2 separate regions of the Homo sapiens genome follow, and region 2 is linked to region 1. A link is an interaction called in ENCODE POLR2A ChIA-PET data of the cell type or tissue named here. Cell type or tissue: IMR-90. All regions are shown on one strand. Each heading gives the region's core, and the rest is flanking DNA. Links, peaks and the distances in the headings are about the cores only.

Evidence for each region. ChIA-PET counts read pairs that join two places held together with the same protein. Peaks named below come from ENCODE experiments on the same cell type or tissue, not always from the same donor. Only the 100,000 strongest peaks of a DNase experiment are listed, where the experiment ranks them.
Region 2: POLR2A ChIA-PET joins it to region 1 with 6 read pairs; 5 of 35 experiments call an interaction of 5 or more read pairs at or near these places.

What each region holds. Positions count from the first base shown.
Region 1 is chr12:91,194,490-91,202,828 of GRCh38, reverse strand. No RefSeq gene overlaps it. Among named protein-coding and RNA genes, the nearest start is that of DCN, 16 kb to the right of the region's middle. In IMR-90, for the core only: no CTCF peak of the experiment used is centred there; no DNase peak of the experiment used is centred there.
Region 2 is chr12:91,311,015-91,319,353 of GRCh38, reverse strand. The region is part of intron 8 of LOC105369896 (a long non-coding RNA gene); the gene reads left to right. It overlaps LOC107984544 (a long non-coding RNA gene), which reads right to left. Exons shown (of 3, transcript XR_001749252.2): 2 at 3,787-3,898; 3 at 2,900-3,008. Among named protein-coding and RNA genes, the nearest start is that of LINC02823, 12 kb to the left of the region's middle. In IMR-90, for the core only: no CTCF peak of the experiment used is centred there; no DNase peak of the experiment used is centred there; H3K27ac peaks cover 1,166 bases.

The sequences.
Region 1 (8,339 bases), core at 2,730-5,229:
TATTGAAGTATATTCATTCATTTAACATACTGTGGCTTTTGGGACTATTAATGAATTATGATATTTCAGGTGCTAGGCACACCTATCTAAATGTGAAAGCCGAACAATAATTCTCTGGGATGGGGGTTATTATTTTCTTTATTTTAAGCATAATTTTACAAACCAAGTCTCAGAGAGGAAAACTTGCTCATAGTGCCTCACCTGTGAAGCAGTGAAACTATGATTCATATTCAGGTCTGATTAACACAAAAGACCATCTTTCTTGTAGTAACTAATCATAAGCTGCATAAAGCCATTAGTTCTTGCTTCAACATTTTGCCTGGAAGTCATCTTCCCAAATCTGTAAGTTCATTGAGTCCATTTACTATCTTCCAATTTATAGCAGTAAATTTTTATTATAAGTGGGTAGCATAGTTTGCCATTTTTCTAGCTTCCTGTATTATTATCCCTTCCATTTGTGAGCCTTTTAAAGAATCTGTTTTCTTGGCTACCACCATTTAGTCCCAAATTCAATACCCAATATTTTAGGCATTTGTTATAACAATAACAAATGCCCAAGTCCTGCCCCCTCCCATAAAGAATTTACCTAGAAAATTTCTGCTTTATCAGAGTAGCTGTACCTCATTAGCCTTGTAAAACCAATGTACACATATTTGCAGTGGTTAAAAGAGAGTGAGGAAACAGATACAAAATCAGATTTAATAATCTTGAGTGATTAATGAATATTATCCTCATTGATAATGTTAACCATGCCATGTAGAATATGTAGCTGTCAACAGATTTTGCTTTAAATGCATGAATGTGAGAATAATTAGGCCCTAAAGAAATTAATTTCCATAACAGTAAACTTAATTAAGTGTCTGGCAGAGCTGTTTTATGGCTATTGCAATTTCTTATGTTCATAGATGGAAATTCTCTTAAAACAAATGAATTACTTTCTGCAAGCTATTTTTTTCTTAAGAATAAAAATTACTTCTGAATGCTAATCTTCATCCACACTATAAATCAAGGAATTTTGTGTTTTCATGTCAACCAGAAAAAAGCAGCTTGAATAATATTTACAGTTATCTTCGGGGTATAATTTAATACAAGTGAAAACATGCAGTAATGCATTCCTCCAAATACATAAATTATGTGTCTTTATGATTCATAGCTCTATATTCCATGCAACATTATGGGAAAATGAATTTCTTTTAGCAAACAACCAGGTTTTTTAATCAATAATTACATACAAAAAACAATGAGGGGTAAAAAGGCAATCAAATGATAAGAAATTTTGGAAATCTTAGATTAAAATGACAATTGTTCAAAACAGTGTTAAGAAATATCTGAACCTATCTATTCTTATATTCTCTCACTAAAACCTATAAAAGTTTCAAAAAGTAAAAATTATACATGTGCAAAGATTAATATATTCCTTTTCCTTTATGTTTCCATATATGATAATCAAGGTCTACCATGGAGGCAAGGTGTAGTAGGAACATTTAACACTGAATTTGAGATTCACAGTTTCCCAAATCTCAACTTTTACTATGATCTCCAAATAATCTCTCATATATATAGTCATAGAGATACACTGGTGGAATTTAAAGGAAACTATGATCATATCTCTGCATCAACACAACTAATTTCAAATTTTATTTTTATATATCCTATAAACTGAAAGAGATACTGTTCTCTATCAAAGTTTTAGAGACTCTGATAATATGGCTCTTATTTAATGGAGTTATTTTTTTTAGAATAGATATTGGTAAGATCATGTAACCAGTTTTCAAATTGATTTGCATCAGAGTCCTAACTGTCTATGTGTTGGTTTATTCCACATATACTTATTTAGTACATATAGAGTACCCACTGTGCTAGGTTACAAAGGTAATAGTGCATTATCTTTATTCTTGAGAAGCGTATTAAGTGCACTCTCTTTTAATAAGAGAGAGACATATGAAAAAACAAACACAATGGAATGTCATAGTTGATTTGAGACAATTCTGTGTTAAGTACCTGATGGTGTAAATGACAAAAAGGAGTAACAGCTACTTGTAAAGATCAAGACAATGACAAATATCAATTTAGTCTTTATAGAGAAGTTATTTTTAAATGAGTATTAAAGCCTAAGTGAATTTCATTAATTGATGGAAGAGAAAAACATGAGCTAGGAGGAAGTATAAAACTGTGATGCATTTGGGACATTTCAGGTGGTTCACTATGACCAGTGAGTTATGTACGACATAGAAGAACATAGTAAAAAATAAGACCAAAGACCTAAGCAAACTCTAACATTAATCACATATTCCAAGTAGTGTGGTTTGTTTCAGTATTGTCCAATAAGAACCACTAACCACATGTAGCCACTCAAATTTAAATGTTAATTAATTAAAATTAAATATAATAAAACACTTAATTTTGCAGTCACCTTAATCACATTTTAGGTGCTCCACAGCAACATGTGGCAAGTGACCACATTTGGGACAGTAAAATATCAATCACTTCCATTACTGGAGAAAGTTCTATTGAATAGCACTGAATCATATAGAATGGGAATCTCAAATTTTAATGCTTACAGAGATCAGATGAGTAATAAAAAATGAGTAAATGTGAATTAAGGTTTTTTTAAGAGTAGGAACATTTTTAGGCAAATAAATAGATAACTATTGGGTCATTGTGAGATCTTCCAGTTGCTCAGGAAGTCAGATAAATTAAAATCATTAAGCCTAAGGTTATATCCAAAGTTTAGCCTCTATTTATAATCTTTGTGCAGTGTTTCATGAATTTTAAGCAACAAATATCATAAGAACATTCTTTTTTTTTTTTTGACAGAGTCTTGCTCTGTCACCCAGGCAGGCTGGAGTACAAGTGGCTCAATCACAGCTCACTGCAACCTCCACTTCCCAGGTTCAAGTGATTCTCCTCCCTTAGCCTCCTGAGTAGCTGAGATTACAGGTGTGTGCCACCACACCACATCCGGCTAATTTTTGTATTTTTAGTAGAGAAGGGATTTCACCATGTTGGTCAGGCTGGTCTCAAACTTCTGACCTGAAATGATCCATCCGCCTTGGCCTCCCAAAGTGCTGGGATTACAGGCATGAGGCATCATGCTTGGTCTATAAAGACATTATTAAGTCACACATGTCACTCTGGTAGCTTTATGGATGATGGATTAGGGGAAGATAACATTGGAGGCAGATTATAACAATAGTTTATTCGAGACATAGTGACAGAGAGCTTCAATCAAGGGAGTGCCAATGGGAATAAAGAAGAGATAATAGACAAATATCACATGAAGAATCCTCAGGCCATTGAAAAAGAACAAAGTTGAAGGCATCACACTTCCTGATTTCAAAATACATTACAAAGCTACAGTAATTAAAATAGTATGATACTGGCATAAAGACAGACATATAAACCAATGAAACCTAATAGAGAGTACAGAAATAAATCCATATAAATAAGTTAAATTGATCTTTGACAAAGGTGCCAAGAATACAGAATGGGGAAAAATATTATCTTCAACAACTGGCCTTGGAAAAACTAGGTATCCACATTCAAAAGAATGAAATCAGACCCACTACCTTATACAGTATACAAAAATCAACTCAAAATTTTTTAAAGACTTAAATGTAAGACCTGAAACTCTTGTCTTGAAGAAAACATAGGGAAAAGCTTCATGATATGTCTTCACAATGATTCTGGGATATGACAAAAAAGCACAGGCAAAAAGAGCAAATATGAACAAGTGGTAAAACATAAAACTAAAAAGCTTCTGCACAGCTAAGGAAATAATTAATGGAGTGAAAGGACAACCTACGAAGTCAGAAAAAATATTTGCAAACTACATACCTGATAACATGTTAATATTAAAAATATAAAAGGAAATCTTCCAAATCAATAGTAAGAAAACAAATAACCAGATTTAAAAATGAGCAAAGGACTTGAATAGACATTTCCCAAAGAAAATATACAAATGGCCAATGGATACATGTAAAGATGTTCAACATCATTAATCATCAAGAAAATCTGTATCAATACCACAATATTATTAGGTTGGTGCAAAAGAAATTATGGTTATGTTATTACGTTTAATGGCAAAACTGCAATAACTTTTCCACCAACCTAATACTTCACACCTGTTAGGGTGGTTGTTGCCAAAAAAAAATAAATAAATAACAGATTTTGGCAACCGTGTGAAGAAATTGGAATCTTTGTGTACTGTATTTGCACTCCTATGTTCATTTCAGTATTATTTAAAATAACAGAATGTGAAAATAACCTAAATGCTCATTGACAGATGAGTGGGTAAAGAAAATGTGGTATACACATGCAATGAAATATTATTCAGCTTTAAAAAAGAAGGGAATCCTGCCATATCCAACAACATAGACAAACCTTGAGAATATTATGCTATGTGAAACAGGTCAGACATAAGAGACAAATACTGCTTGATTCCATTTATATGAGGTGCGTAAAGTAATCAAATTCTTTGAAATAGAAAGTAGAATTGTGGTTTTCTGGAGACAGTTGGAGGCAGAAATGGAAAGTTGCTATACAATAGATATAAGTTTCAGTTATGCTAGGTGATTAATTCCTAGAGATCTGCTTACAATGTTGTGCCTGTAGTTAACAATTCTGTACTGTACACATAAAAATTTGTTGAGAGTAGATCTCATATTACATGTTCTCACCACTATATCTATATCATCTGTATCTATATCTATATGATCTATCTATTGATCTACCTAGGAACAATGAAAAGAGGAAAGCAGACTATAGCAGTAGAATTTTGGAAGCTAAAAAGAAAGACAAAGTTCACCAATTTAAAATAAATGGCATTTATGGTTTCAGCAACAGCATGTAAAGAACTTGGAAGTAACTTCCATCCTTACAATTTAAAAAATCTGAAGAAACTGAAATACAAATAATCTTTCTTGGCTCCAGGCAGAAAACTTAGGTTTCAGGGCAAAATGCCACCTAAAATATAGATAGATAGGTGAATTCGGAGAGTCACAGCTGAGATCTGCTTAACTGGAGCAAAAGTCACTGGAGTCCAACCTGGGTATAAACACTTCAATGGTAATTTTGATTGGTTGCTGGAAGCTGAATATGGACTAACATGAAAGTGAGAAACTCCTGGGTTCTGTAGTCTTAGGGGTAGACTGCACTTTCATGGGTTTTTCCTTTAGAAACTTTACCAAGTTCTCAAGTTGAAGATGTAAGTAAGTGTCCCTCATGGCTCTGGAATGGGCAGAAGATGGTCATTGTATAATAAATCTGGAGTTTTCTCTGTAACAGAGAACTACTATCCAGCGGAGAAGACATTACCAGGGTTGTATCCTAGCTGAGGGTAGTGGTTTCCTGCCAATCCAGCTCCTTTAGCCTTCCTGTTTTATCAAGGAGGTAGGAAGCTATACCAGGAGAAACATACTTGAGAAGTCCAGTAAAACTAAGAATTAATTGTAGAAGAGAATGATTTATCTCCCCCATTTCTTATTAGGCTTAACAGTGGATTACAGCTGTAAGCTTTGTGAGGCACATACCCTCTTGGAGGAGTAGTATTTAAGCAAAGTCAAGGCCAAGCAGGGAGACAAAACAAGGACAGTAGGGGAATTGAAAACGTCGTCACTTAAAGCCAAATCAAATATTGATACAGTTCAAAACCTAAGAAAATTTACATATATCCTCACACTAAAAACCTATTTACCTTCATTCCTATTAATCAATAAAAAATGCTTAGTTTTTAATAAAAAATGACAAGGCAGAAGCAAAAAAAAAAAAGTCTAAAGAGGCAAGTAAGCATCAGAACCAAACTCAGACATGACACATATGTTGGAATTATCAGACAGGAAATTTTTTAAAAACTATGATAATGTTACAAGCTCTACTGGAAAACATAGACAACATGCAAGGACAGTTAGGTAATGTAAGCAGAGAGATGGAAACCTTGAAAAAGAATCCAAAAGAAATGTTAGAAATTGCAAACACTGTAACAGAAATGAATGTCTGTGACAGGCTCATTAGTAGACTAGATACATCTGGGGAAAGAATCATTGAGCTTGAAAATGGGTCTACAGAAAATTCCTAACCTGCAATTCAATGAGAAAAAATAATTGAGGAGAAAAAAATAAGTAAGTTTTAAAATGTGGACAATTTTAAAGGTGTAACATACACATAATTGGAGTACCAGAAGAAGAAAGAAATATTTGAAACGATAATATCTGAGAACCTTCTAAAATTAATGATAGACACCAAATCATAAATTCAGGAAGCTCAGAGAACACTAGACAGGATAGATACCAAAACAAAACCAAAAACAAATCTAGGCAAATCATATTCAACTTTGAACCCCTACTTCCCCCTATAAAAGACAGAGAAGAAAAAATATCTTAAAACATTTCAGAGGAAAATGCTGCATCCTACCTACAGAGGAACAAGAGTACAGTGGAATTCTTGTCCCAAAGCAGGTGATATGGTTTGGCTGTGTCCCCACCCAAATCTCACCTTGAATTGTAATCATCCCCACGTGTCAGGGCCAGGTGGAGATAGTTGAATCAGGGGGGCAGTTTCCCCTGTAATGTTCCCATGTTAGTAAATAAGCCTCATGAGATCTGATGGTTTTATAAATGGGAGTTCCCCTGCCCAAGCTCTTTTGACTGCCATGTAAGATGTTCCTTTGCTTTTCCTTTGTCTTCCACCACGATTTTGAGGCTTCCCCAGCCATGTAGAACTGTGAGTCCACTAAACCTCTTTCCTTTATAAATTAGCCAGTCTCAGGTATGTCTTTATTAGCACCTTGAGGATGGATTAATTGAGTAGGCAAGGAAGAATGTAGTGGGATAAATATTTAAAGTGTTGAAAGAAAAAAAAAAAAAGCTCAGACAATAATTCTATATCCAGCATAATTATCCTTCAAAGTGAATGAGAGATAAAGACTTTCTCAGACAAAGAAAGATGTAAAGAACCCATGGTCAACACACCTGCATGCAAAAACTGTTAAAATTTTTCTTTAGGCAGAAATAATATTATATGAGTCACAAGCTTTGATTACATACACAAAAGAAAAGCCTCAGAGATAACAAAAAAGATAAAAATATTTTACTTTTCTTATTTTCATTTGATCTAAAATTAACCATTCCTTAAAAATAATAATAGGCACAAGTTATTGTGTGATTATAGCATATGGGTAAGTGCAATGAATGAAATGAATATCATAGGGAGAGGAAGAAGGATTTGAGAATAGTCTGTTATAAGGAACCTGTACTACAAGTGAAGTGTCGTAGTGTTATTGAATGAAAATTAGATTAGTTAAAAATGTATATTGAAATCTCTAAGGAAATCATTAATTTAAATATATATATATATATATATATATATATATATATATATATATATATATATATTCTAAGACAGGAGATTAAATGGAATTATATAAGATGCTCACTTAAAACCAGAGAAAGTGGGAAAGGAAAAAAAAGAAAAAAGGCAACAAAAAGACAAAGTTACAAACATATTAGATCTTAACCCAACTATATTAATAATAATTCTCAATATGAATGATCAAAAAACCACTTAAAATACAGATTGTCAGAGTGGATAAAAAAGCAAGACCTAACTTTTTGTTGTGTAATATAAACCAACTTTAAAAATAAATAGATCGGTTCAAAGTGTGGGCATGGATGAAGATATATCAATGCCAACAATAATCAAAAGAAAGCTAAGGTAGCTGAATTAATTTCTAACAAAGTATACTTCAGAACAAGAAAATTATCATGGATAAACGAGGGCATTACATAATGATAAAGTCCATTTTAATTTTTTCTAAATGTGTATATACCCCAAAACAGTGTCAAAAAAACATGAGGCAAAAGCTGACAAAATTGAAAGGAGAAATAGACAAATATACTATTATAGCAGAAACTTTCAACACCTCTCTCTTAATAACTGATAGATCATCAAGCAGAAAATCAGAATATATTTAAGGTGAACATCACTGTCAATCAACTTGGGCTAATTGACATTTATAGAATACTCCAATCAACAATAGCACAGTATACATTCTTCTCAAGCTCACATGGAACATTAATCAAGATTGACCACATTCTGGAACATCAAATATGCTTTAACATGTTTAAAAGATTAGATGGCATGCGAAGTATTTTCTCAAACCCAATAGGATTAAAATAGAAATGAAACAGAAAGATAGTTGGCAAATTTCCAAATATTTGAAATTAGATAACACACTTCTGAGTAACATTTGAGTCAGAGAAGATATCTAAAGAGAAAATTTAATAAATATTGGAAGTATTTAAACGTAAATGAAAAGACAACATATAAAAATCTGTGGGATG
Region 2 (8,339 bases), core at 2,837-5,336, 120 kb before region 1:
TCCTCTCTTTTAAGGATTTCCTCTAGGATCTTAGAATTCAAAGGTTCTCATAAACAAAAGCTCTATTCATGCATTTCAAATATACCATTCTTGTATAACAAAAGTGCATTTATGCATTCAATTAACATATACTGCCCAGTATAGTGAAACAAATGGACTTCTTCATAGGAAAATATTTTCTAGCTGTGTGGCTTTGGGCAAAATACTGTATTACACTGGACTTTAATACTCTCATCTGAAAAATTAGGTGGAAAATAAAACGATACTGTTGGTATTCTATTTTTCTCAGTTTTCTTTAAGTATCTAGTGAGAAAAGCATAGTAGTTGGTAATTTTTTTTCTTATAGGTTATGTGACAAAGCTTTGATCAAAATATTACTTGCTATAATATCACTAGTGAAAACAGTTTTGGAAAACAAAATATTTTGGTTAAAGATAAAATGTGTCATTTTCTTGAGGATTTTTATGGTTGCTAAAAAGGCTAGAGCTGGAAATTTTACAAAATAAACAAATTCTGATACTAGCTATAAAAATAAGGGAAAATACCTGTTCAGCTGAAGAGTAAATTTCTACTATTAAAATGTATCCCAACCTATGTTATATAGCATTAGAAAATACTGCAATATTCTTAAATAATATTTGCCTGGAAATTGGATGCATAATTAGAATGCTATTTGTAGTTATTTCAGCTGGAATTATTTGTATTTGTTCTGTGGCTTGAGAATCTTTCCATAGACAGAAGGGATACAGAGCAGACTTTCTCTAGACCAAGCTTCCAACTCACAGGTCTCTCTCTCTCTCTCAAAGCCACATCACATATTTTAAGTAGCCAATTTCACATTTTTTAAAAAGTATCTATCTTGATCACACTGAGATGTGTGGCTCTTAGTATTCAAAGAAAATTGTGTATACAAGAAACAAATTCTAAATCTGAGTTATTACTTTAAAAATATTTTAGAAACCAAAGTTGTCAGATCATCACCTTAGAAAATTTTCTTCCAAAAAATTTTTACTTATGTGATCTGTATACTGGCTAACTCAGTCTCACTGTGGGATCATCTGAAGTCTCAGATCCATGAAACTTTACTGAATATATGGGCTCACATTAGTCTATGTATACTTATGGCACCTGTTGCTCAGTGTTATAGTACTATTTGTCTCATTATTCATCCATTTTAGGGCTCCACTCTCTGTAGAGAAATTGAGATCCCAAAGTGTATGACTTGCTTATTACATGTCTTTGACATGAGCAAAGCACCAACCAGACTATAAGAATTCTCCCTAAAATATAAATGTAATCAAATTATGTGGAAACAAATTTTGGACAAATTACTCTTGAACAACAACAACAAAATCTGATACACAGAAAATGAAAACATAAATTATTTGTATTTATTAATTTTGACCCATGATTTTGTGCTCAGCTGATATGTAATCATTATTTATTGATGCATCATGAAAAGTCTTTTCTTTTTTCTGATTCCATGTTGGGCAAAATGTAATTTATAATTACCATCCGTTTTGTGATGGTAAAATATCCATTTAGAACAAAAAAAAATGTAAAAATCCATCTCAATTAAAAACGACAAAATAGTGTTTACTAGCTTAAATTTTTCCATCTACATATAAATTTTGTTCATCACCATTAGGTTACTGATATTAGTTAAATTGCAAACATTTCTAACCTGCCCTGTCTCAAATTTAGTAGTACGAAGTCAATATCTTCTGAGGTTCCTTTTTAACAAAAATTGGAAATTAAAAGGAGACTGGGAAACTGTAATTTTGCTGTAGCTTGAACTTGTTCAGATTAGAAAAGGGACCAAGTTCTGAAAAAAACTCTTCTCTGGATAACGTCCAGTACTACTGTATGCCAAATACCCTTTTTTTCCCCTGTAAAGTGAGAAAAGGGGTTTTTTTTAATAAAGAAAAAAATTATTGAAAAGGATTTATGTTCTTTCTACCGTGACTGTAATCAGTTTTGCTAATCTCACATTTTTACTTATCTTGACATCAGGGTTATTTTTTTTTTAATTCTTTCATTTTTATTTTTTTAAAACTCTAACTTACCTAGAATGACTTATGATTAAACAACTTCCCAACACAGTTATAGATCTATTAAGGGACAAAAGCCAAGCAAAGTATATATGGATAAAATGATGTCGGCAAATTTTTAAATTTACAAACATTAAAAATAGAGACATTGTCTTTTATCTCTCTGAATATTTATATTTACAATATAAAATGAAGTCATGAAGCTATGCCCATCTGTTTATTTTTTAAAATCCGTGGTGTCAACAGTTTAAAAGTTTCCAGTAAAAAGCAGGAATGAAAGCATTCTTGTGGGATGTAGTCAAATCAAGGAATTCTGTCCAGATCTTGAAAACAAACAAGAGTTTTGGCTTATTTTGCAGAAGAGTTTGGATCATGCATGTAACTTTAATAATTTGTAAACACTTTTGCAACTGAATATATATACAACATATATCAGTATATATATTTTAATTAGAAGCAAAGTGCTAAGGAGACACCATGTAGGTTAATGACTGTAAAAATCTTGGTGACATAAAGCATAGTTTAGAAGCTGGTGGTGTTGACTGTAGATAGGCTACCAGCATGGAAGGAGGATATTGAAACTGGGAGGAATCACTTGTGTCTGGGTATTATTTACTGGGACTTGACTATGAACATGACACTAGAGAATATCAAAGCATCCATGGTCTTTCATTGTTCCCTTAGTCTATGCTCCACCATGCTACGCTCCATCTGGGCCTTAGAAAGCTAATTTCTGCAAACTGCCTCACTGTAATTTCTTTGCCAGCTGGCTTCTGCTTCTAACCAGACAGTGGTCCTAGTGCACTGAGATAGGAAGGTGGGAGGAGAGGAAGTTGTACATTACCTTGTCCTTGGTAATAACTTTTTTTCCTTTTTCCCACTAGAAAGCAACATTTTTGCAATTCTAATCCTCAGTGAATGCTGGTAACACCATTTCTTCCTCATGCCTCTTTGGTCCTGTGAGAGGAAATTACTTTCAGCTGTTGCTAGTCTCAGCATGCTCCACCATCCCTGATTTACTCCTTTTGCTATTCCTATACCTCAGAAAGTACAATACATTAATGTTTTGTTTTGTTTTTCAGTTGAACAATCTGAAGTGAGTTCTGTTTCTTGTCAGGACTCCAGACAATAAAAATAACTGTATTCTTTACAAGTAGAATATCCAAATGCAGAATAATAACATTGGATTTTTATTTCACACTAAAGACAAAAATAAACTCAAGATGGATTAAAGAAAGAAATTTAAGACCTAGAATTGTAAAACTACTAGAAGAAAAACGTAGGGGAAAAGCTCCACAACATTGTTCTAGGCAATGATTTCTTTGATATTACCCCAAAAGCACAGTCAACAAAAGCAAAAATAGACAAATGAAATTTCATCAAACTAAAAAAACTTTACAACAACAACAAAAAAAAAAAGAGTTAAAAGAAAAATTACAGATTAAAAGAAAATACTTGCAAACCATATAGCTGATAAGGGACAAATATCCAAAATATATGAAACTTAAACAATTCAATAACAGGAAAACAACCCAATTAATTAAAACATGGGCAAAGAACTTTGCTATGGTCTGGCTGTCCCCCAAAACTCATATGCTGAAACAACTACCAGTGTGATAGTATTAAGTGGTGTGGCCTGTAGAAGGTGATTAGTCATGAGGCCTTCTCTCTTCTGAATGGGACTAAGGCCCTTAAAAAGAGGCTTATTCAGCATTCAGCCCTTTTGCCTTTTCACCTTCCACTATGTGAGGACACAGCAATGATGCACCATCTTGGAAGCAGAGGGCAGCCCTCGCCAGCCATGGAACTTGTTGATGCCTTGATCTTGGACTTACATAGCTCCAGAACTGTGAAAAACAAATTACTGTTATTTACAAATGATCAAGTCTGTAGTATTTTATTATGTCAGCACAAATGAATTAAGGCAAACCTCAAGAGACATTGCTTAAATGAAGAAATATAAAAGGTGACTAGATATATGAAAAAATGCTCAACATCTCTAATCATCAGGAAAATGCAAATTAAACCACAACAGAATATCACCTAACACTTATTAGAATGGCTATTATTCAGAAAATAAAATATAAACATTAGGAGGTGGAGAAATGAATCATGGTAAATGGTTAGTGGGAATATAACTTAGTACAACCATAATGAAAAACAGGATTTTGAAAAAACTGAAAATTGAATTATCATATGATCTAGCAATCCCACTTCTGGCTATATATTCAAGAGAATCAATATCAGTATGTTGAAAAGATAATCTGTATTCCCATGTACATTGCTGCATTGTTCACAATAGCCAAGATAGGAAAGTAATCTCAGTGTCCATCAATAGATGAACTGATAAAGAAAATGTGTTATATATGCACAATGGAACACTATATAGCCTTAAAAAAGGAGGAAATTCTGTCATTTGTTTCAACACTGATGAACTAGAAAACATTATGCTAAGTGAAATAAGCCAGGCACAGGAAGACAAATACTGCATGATCTCACTTACATGTATAATCTAAAATATTCAAATTCACAGAAGTAGAGTAGAATGGTGGTTACCAGGAGCTGGGGACTGGGAGAGGCAGTGGGAAAATAGGGGAAGGAGAGATGTTGACCAAAGGGTACAAGGCTTCAGTTTGACAGGAGAAATACATTTCAGTGATCTATTGAACAGCATGATGTCTATACTTAATAGTGATATATTGTGTATTTCAAAATTGTTCAACGAGTAGATTTTAAGTGTTCTCACTACAAATAAAAAATAGGTGAAGTGATAGATATGTTAGCTTGATTTAATTGTAATATTCTACAGTATACACTGTATGCATATACATCAAAATATCTCATTGTGCCCTGTAAAAATATAGGATTATTATATGTCAATTAAACATGTTTAAAAAGTGGATATCTGTACAATGTGAAAAGAAAGGGTGGGCTTTGCTTATTATCTCACTGGCCATGGAAATATAATTGAGATAATTAAGACACTTAGCCAAGTAAAAATTATGAAAATTGAAAAAAATTATACCTATTGTATACTTTTAAAAAACAATTATGAAAGGAAATAGTAATTAACATTACTGATTGATTGCAACATGTTAGCTGCATCCCTGTGAATTAAGCACTATTGGTACCTCCATTTTAAAATATAGAAACTGGTTGGGTGTGGTGGTTTACGCCTGTAATCCCAGCACTTTGGGAGGCCAAAGAAGGAGGATCACTTGAAGTCAGGAGTTTGAAACCAGCCTGGTCAACATGGTGAAACCTGGTCTCTACTAAAAATACAAAAATTAGCCAGGCATGGTGTATGTGCCTGTAATCCCAGTTACTCAGGAGGCTAAGGCATGAGAATTGCTTGAACCCAGTTGAGGGTTCAGTGAGCCGAAGCTGCAGTGAGCCGAGATGGTGCCATTGCACTCCAACCTGGGTGACAGAGGGAGACTCCATCCCCAAAAAATAAAAATAAAATATAGAAACTAAGGTACTGAGAAGTTAAATGACTTGCCTAAGGTCACACAGTTATGGAATGGCAGAGGAAGAATTTGAACTCAGGCAGATCAGCTCCTATGCCTACACTCTTAACCACTAAACACTGTTAGAAAGAAAACAGAAAGTTAAGGGAAGTAACATTTACTGAATACCTGCTACATGTCTGGAAGTGTAATAGGTGTTTTTCTCATACCATCTCATTTATTGCCCTTTCACAGCACTGAGGCTGATGTCCATTCCCTATTTTAAGAGGCACTTTCTTGTCTGGCTTTCTGTGACACCACTTGCCCTTCTGGCTTTCTTATTCTTTGCCAGCCACTTTCTCTCTCATTTCCTCTGTTGGCTCTTAGCTTGTCAACCTCTAAACATCTGAGCATTCTGAATTTCCTACTTGCTTCTATGCCTCCTGGTTTAGCTCTAGTAATTGAGTGACTTTAAAAGGCTAACTATATTTGGATGACTCCAGTGTTTTTATTTCCAACTTGTCCCCCCTTCTAAATGTATGTTCAACTGTCTCCTTGACAGCTTTGGGTACTCAGTAAGCATCTCAAACTTTGTATTAATTAATTTCTTCCTCAACCTGCTTCTCTCTGTCACTTCCATTTTTATTAAATAGCATCATTATCTGTTCCAGTGGATCAAGCTAAAAATTCAGGAATTGTCCTGGAACATGCACACGTTTCTTCTCCCAATATTGTATCACCGGTAACTTCTGTCATCTCTACATCCAGAACATGTTCCGGTCTATCCGTGTCTCTTCCTGCTGACTGCCTTCATCATTTGCCTCAGCAATTGTAGTAGTTTCCTAACTTACCTTCCTCTTTCCAGTCTTGCCGTCCTTCAAATATTTCTACACATAGAAGCCAAAATAATTATTATAAACATAGCATGCCCCTTGACTGCTTCAAATCCTTTATTAGTTTCTAAATAAAATGCAATCTGACCCCTCCTTTATATAGAGTCCAAACCTCACCTAAACTGTTTTCTGTTGAAGGAATGAATCCTGTCATAGAAATGTTTGGTCTTTATAACCATATGCCACTTTTTGCCAAAGTAGAAATAGAGGCAAGTGTGTGTATGACTATTTCCTCCCCTCCCTCAGTAACTCCTGAAATCAGTTTTTTGTTTTGTGGCTTCTGCTAAAGGTAAGACATAGTACTATGGTGGGCATTTTTCATGTATTATCTTAATAATTATTTATAATGACAATTTGAGAAGGTTGCTATTGCCCATATTTGATATTTGAGAAACAAGACTCAAAGAGCTTAAGTAACTTTCTCAAAGTCACAGTGCTCCTCAGTGGGAAAGTGTTGGCCTGATACCCGGTCTGTAAATCAAAAACCAGTAGTCAACCACGTGGTTACACCACCTCCTCAAAAAGACAGTACATATCCTTTTCATTCCTCCAGATTATACACACACACCCAGATCTATTTATCTCGCCTTCTTTAAAACGTATTTAAAATTCAGGGGTTTATGTGCAGGTTTGTTATTTAGGTAAACTCATGTCATGGGGGCTTGTTGTACAGATTATTTCATCACCCAGGTATTAAGCCTAGTACACATTAGTTATTTTTCCTGATCCTTTTTCTCTTCCCACTCCCCTCTACATGTCCATGTGTTCTCATTATTATTTAGCTCTCACTTATAAATGAGAGCATGCAGTATTTGGTTTTCTGTTCCTGTATTAGTTTGCTAAGGATAATTGGTCTACAGCACTATCCATGTTCCTGTAAAGAACATGATCTTGTTTTTTGTTTTTTGTTTTTTGTTTTTTTGTGGCTGCATAGTATTGCATGGTGTATGTGTATCACATTTTCAATTTCCAGTCTATCACTGCTGATGGGCATTTAGGTTGATTTCATGTCTTTGCTATTGTGAGTAGTGCTACAATGAATATGTGCACTCATGTGTCTTTGTGATAGAATAATTTATATTCCTTTGAGTATATACCCAGTAATGGGATTGCTGGGTCAAATGGTATTTTTGTTTTTTAGGTCTTTGAGGAATTTCCATACTGTTTTCCACAATGTTTGAACTAATTTACACCCCTACCAATAGTGTATAAGTGTTCCTTCTTCTCTGCAATGTCACCAGCATGCATTATTTTTTGACTTTTTAATAATAGCAATTCTAACTAGTGTTAGATGGTATCTAATTGTGGTTTTGATTTCCCTTTCTCTAATGATCAGTGATGATGAGGGTTTTTTTCCATATATTTGTTTGCCACATGTATTTCTTCTTTTGGAAAAGAAGGAGTGTTCTTTGTCCACTTTTTAATTGGGCTCTTTGTTTTTTTTCTTGAAATTTGTGTAAGTTCCTTATAAATGCTGGATATTAGACCTTTGTCAGATACATAATTTGCAAAAATTTTCACCCATTCTGTAGGTTATCTGTTGACTTTGTTGATGGTTTATTTGCTGTGCAGAAGCTCTTTAATTTAATTAGATCCCATTTGTCAATTTTTGCTTGTGTTACGATTGCTTTTGACATCTTCATCATAAAATCTTTGCCTGTTCCTATTTCCAGAATGGTATTGCGTAAGTTTTCTTCCAGGGTTTTTATAGTTTGGGTTTTGATCCCAGGAATAAGGCTGCACACCTGTAATTATCTTATCTTCAACAAAGGTGATAAAAACAAACAATGGGGAAAGGACTCCCTATTCAATAAATGGTGCTTGGATAACTGGCTAGCCATATGCAGAAGACTGAAACTAGATCCCTTCCTTATGCCATATACAAAAATCTACTTAAGATTAATTAAAGACTTAAATATTTTTCTCTTCTAGGGAATATTAACTTC